2 separate regions of the Homo sapiens genome follow, and region 2 is linked to region 1. Evidence: read pairs that join two places in POLR2A ChIA-PET (ENCODE). Cell type or tissue: Panc1. All regions are shown on one strand.

Evidence for each region. ChIA-PET counts read pairs that join two places held together with the same protein. Peaks named below come from ENCODE experiments on the same cell type or tissue, not always from the same donor. Only the 100,000 strongest peaks of a DNase experiment are listed, where the experiment ranks them.
Region 2: POLR2A ChIA-PET joins it to region 1 with 8 read pairs; 8 of 35 experiments call an interaction of 5 or more read pairs at or near these places.

What each region holds. Positions count from the first base shown.
Region 1 is chr10:93,499,631-93,502,130 of GRCh38, reverse strand. It overlaps CEP55 (centrosomal protein 55), which reads right to left. Exons shown (of 9, transcript NM_018131.5): 2 at 1,897-2,091. The coding sequence starts at 2,079. Among named protein-coding and RNA genes, the nearest start is that of CEP55, 4.3 kb to the right of the region's middle. In Panc1, no CTCF peak of the experiment used is centred here; no DNase peak of the experiment used is centred here; H3K27ac peaks cover 1,297 bases.
Region 2 is chr10:93,696,003-93,698,502 of GRCh38, reverse strand. It overlaps FRA10AC1 (FRA10A associated CGG repeat 1), which reads left to right. Exons shown (of 14, transcript NM_145246.5): 3 at 107-202; 4 at 322-367. Among named protein-coding and RNA genes, the nearest start is that of FRA10AC1, 5.3 kb to the left of the region's middle. In Panc1, a CTCF peak has its summit at 1,072; no DNase peak of the experiment used is centred here.

The sequences.
Region 1 (2,500 bases):
TGATAAGAAGCCAGAAAAGCTGAAGAATATGAGCTTGGTCTGCAGAAAAGTTAAGAGGAAGCAAAATTTCCTTACATATCTAATAAATTGTCAGTTTGCATAGGAAAAATAAGACTTGTTCTGTGTAACTTTAATAGGCACAATTAGAACAAATGGGTAGAAGTTATAGGAAGTTTAATTGATTATAAAGGAACAAAATATCCAGTGCTTCTCAAAAAGTGGAATGAAATGGAAAGCTATCTCTCAGGGAAGCAATAAGATTCCTTTACCAGATTGCAAAATAACCTTCATATCTGTGGACTGGTGATGACTGTTCTCTAAGTGCTTGAAAAAGCATTTACCTCAATGTATGTTGTTACAAAAAATAAATCAGTTTCATTATGTGCCTGTTTAGAGAATTTAAATAAATCAAATGGTATACTGTTTAACCATTTATTTTATTTTATTTATTTATTTTTTTTTTGAGACAGAAGTCTTGCTCTGTCACCCAGGCTGGAGTGCAGTGGTGCGATCTTGGCTCACTGCAACCTGTCTCCTGGGTTCATGCGATTCTCCTGCCTCAGCTTCCCGAGTAGTTGGGATTACAGGTGCACACCAACACATCCGGCTAATTTTTGTTTCGCCATATTGGCCAGGCTGGTCTTGAACTCCTGACCTCAGGTGATCCACCTGTCTCAGCCTCCCAAAGTGCTGGGATTATAGGCATGAGCCACCGTGCCCGGCCTTAACCATTTATTTTCTAAATACAAACAATAAAAGCACTTTTGCAAAATAATTAAATCCAAATTTGTGATTATATTTATGATTACATTTTTAAGTCCCTCTAGTTCTAATAAGTTCCTAACTTCCTTACTGTCTATGCCATAACAAATTATAAATTAGGGAATCCGAAATATAGTTGAACAGAGTGTAAATGCCAACATGTCTAATAATTTTTCCTTCAAAAGCCTGAAAACCAGAATTACTTGGATAGCAGCCAATATGCATGATAAAATATGTTTTAAATAAGGAAATCTGAACACTATTTAATACTCTGAAATGGACAGATCTGATTTTTTACATTTAGTAAATTAACAGGAAAACCAGATTATATAACTATTGGGTAAATATTTTCTCCTCTCCCACAGTAAAAAAGAGATATAAGCCCAGCACAGTATCCTTAAAGTACATCAACGAGTAATTTAGTACTCCAAAAAAGCATGGAATGGCCAGGCATAGCGGTTCACACCTGGAATTCCAGCACTTTGGGAGGCCCAGGCAGGAGGATTGCCTGAGGCCCAGAGTTTGAGGCTGCAGTGAGTTATGATCAAGCCACTGTACTCCAGCCTGGGCAACAGAGTTGAGACCCAGTCTCAAAAAAAAAAAAAAAGTATGGAAAATCGAATGCTTCTAAGTTATGCTATCAATTTAAAAATAGCGAAAATAGTTAGCCAGAATGTTTCACAATCTTAAATACAGCATAACAAAAGTTATCAAGAATATTCATGTAGTTAAGCTAAATTACCAAGAAGCTATAGGAAGAATGATGAATTAGGTTATTACTTTGTTTTAAATAACTGAGAAACAGAGCATACTAAAGGTGAAACAGACCATGTTAAAGGTGCAAAACTATTAATCGCAATGTCTTTATTTCCAGAACAAACTTAGTACCTGGTAACCTCAAAACACATACTCAATTACATTTAAAAGGTGAGAAGTTAGTAATGACTAAAGTACATCTAAGACTTGGCAAAGTCAAAGTAGGAATTTAAGATTCTAAACCCAATGTCAGCTTTCCAAAACTAATCAACTGGACAAGACAGGGAACACGGCAAGAGTAAGAAGGTAGCATCAGGAAATCTTCATGCATCGCTTTCTTGGAGAGCTTACAATTTAAAGGATCAGAAGACCATTTACCTCCAAAAGTCTGTGTCTCTCTTTATCAGTCAGCTTTCCTTTCCCACTTGTGATTTCATCCACTGATGTCTTTAAGTGTGCAATTTCTCCCTTTAATTTTTCTAATGTAGTTTCGGATTTGGAGTTACTAGGCTTCGATCCCCACTTACTTTTAATTAAATCTTTGGTACTTCTGGAAGACATCTCTGAAATGGTCTGTAAAAATAAAAATCAACTGTATAATTCTGAGTTTAAAAATTTAAATCTCAAGTTTGAAACAGGTCTAATAACCTATCTGCTCTAAATAGAAATGATATATCCAAACCAGCAGGGTATGGAGAAAGATGGATGGAGGCTTCTGGGGTATTGTAACTTTTTTTTTTAATCTCAGTGGTAGATAAATGGGAGTATTCACCTTCTAAAATATGTCAACTTGGGCTGGGTACGGTGGCTCACGCCTGTAGCCCCAGCACTTTGGGAGGTCAAGATGGGTGGATCATGAGGTCAGGAGTTCGAGACCAGTCTGGCCAACATGGTGAAACTCCATCTCTACTAAAACTACAAAACTTAGCCAGGCGTGGTGGCAGGTGCCTGTAATCCCAGATGCTGGGGAGGCTGAGGCAGG
Region 2 (2,500 bases), 200 kb before region 1:
AGTTAAGACTTACATTCTTTAAAGTATATTCCAGTTATGAAAATATAAAGAATTAGAAAATAACCTTTGAAAAAAGTGAACTCTTATTTTCTTCTTAATATATCAGGACAGTTGAAGATGACTTACTGCTCCAAAAACCATTTCAGAAAGAAAAACATGGAAAGGTGGCCCATAAACAAGTTGCAGCAGAATTGCTGGATAGGTATGGTATTTCAGTGTCAATTCTATTTCTTGGTTTAAGTTGCTTCGGATTAGGGGATTTGATTATGTTAATTTGAATATAAACATTTTGAATTTTCTTAAAAAAATTTGTTTTAACAGGGAAGAAGCAAGAAATAGAAGGTTTCATCTCATAGCTATGGATGCTGTATCCTTTTTTTATTTCCAGATTTTTATAACTAGTAGAATATTTTAAAATCTGCTTTTTTGTTTTATAAAATCTTGTGAAGTCAAATAGGCTTTTTTATTTTTAAAGATAAGTATTTAGTGATGTAGGATTTTGCCATTTATACTTTTGGGTACAATTCTCTTTTACTAATATATAGGAAAGATTTAGAGACAAAAATAATAAAACATATTACTAGTACTCTATAAATAGGTTTATAAAGTACATGAATCTGCAAATATATTTTCCAAATTGTTTTTTCAAGCTTTCAACATTTCCTTTTCCTATACTTATCTTTAGTCTCATTTTAATTTATTCTCTTCCTACCTGGTTCTTTGCTATTTAAGGTCTCTATAAAACTTGTATTTAAAATTAGGTCTATCCAGTCTGTCCCTGGATCTAAGGAAAAAATAAAAATAAAATGAGGCCTGCCTGTGGACTGTCCTCAGGCCTGCCATGGCTTTAATTTTTAGGCATGACTTAAAGCTATCTTTAAGATAAACCCTGCTTCCTGGTTATAGCCATTTGTCAACTCAGTTTTTTAATAAGACTGGCTGATGACACTAACTGCTACGCTGGCCATCCATACTGCTGTTGAGAATATTGGAGAATTTAAGAGATACCAAGCAAAAACTGAAGTATTTTTGGGTATTTATTGCTGTGATCAGAATTGGGAGAAGGAGACAGTGTCAATTTGATACGCCCCCTACCTGTAATCATCTGTTTCACTGTGCTATTCCAATATTTTTCTTTTAAGTTATAGAAGTACCATTGTGTCACTAATTGATTTATTCTTCTTATCTCCTAACCCAATAGCTAGCTTTTCCATGGATCTCATCTGCCATTTGTTCCTTTAGCATTTAAACATTTGCTCTGCCTTCTCTGACACCTACTGCATTGGGGGCACCTAGTTATAGCCTGGTGAGAGTGAAAGTATGGGTACTCTTTTTTCTGGCATAGGAGGAGTTGGAGCCACAGTTTTTTTTGTTTGTTTGTTTTTTGTTTTGTGTGTGAGGATTTATTTTATTTTATTTTTCTTTATTTTATTTTATTACTTTAAATTCTGGGATACATGTGCAGAACGTGCAGGATTGTTACATAGGGTATACATGTACCATGGTGGTTTGCTGCACCTATCAACCCATCACCCTCACCCTTCCCCGCCCACCGGCTCCAGTGTGTGATGTTCCCCTCCCTGTGTCCATGTGTTCTCATTGTTCAGCTCCCATTTATGGGTGACAACATGTGGTGTTTGGTTTTCTGTTCCTGTGTTAGTTTGCTGAGGATGGTGGCTTCCAGCTTCATCCATGTCCCTGCAAAGGACATGATCTCATTCCTTTTTGTGGTTGCATAGTATTCCATGGTGTATATGTACCACATTTTCTTTATCTGGTCTATCATTGATGGACATTTGGATTGGTTCCATGTCTTTGCTATTGTGAATAGTGCTGCAATAAACATACATGTGCATGTATCTTTATAATAGAATGATTTATATTCCTTTTGGTATATACCCAGTAATGGGATTGCTGGATCAGATGTTATTTCTGGTTCTAGGTCCTTGAGGAATTGCCACATTGTCTTCAATAATGGTTGAACCATTTTACATTCCCACCAACAGTGTAAAAGTGTTCGTATTTCTCCACAGCCTTGCTAGCATCTGTTGTTTCCTGACTTTTTAATAATTGCGATTCTGACTGGGAACCACAGTTTTCTCTGGGTTGTTTGACAAGAGTAGAGTAGTTATTGTCTCAAAGTTGTCTTGCTAGGCTGACTCTTGGTCATTTGGTTAGAGAGAACAGCTTTTGTTGACGATTTTTTAGTCCGTGCCTGTTGGTGTTTCCGGGTTGTCACCTTCTTTACCTCCAATTCTAGGATACATGAGACAAAAAGAAAACCTAGGGAACTCGCTATCATGTCATACCATAGGTCTTCAGGAGGTCCCTAGCGGGGCGCCTTCTTCCTTCCACCTTTTAGAGTCTTTTTATGTTTGATATATAATGTATAAGGATTTTAGTTGTTATTAGTATGAGGAATAGGGAGAAGTACATCTTTGCCTACTCCATCTTCCCGGAAGCAAAAGTTACACCCACCACCTGTTCTTGTACATAAAAT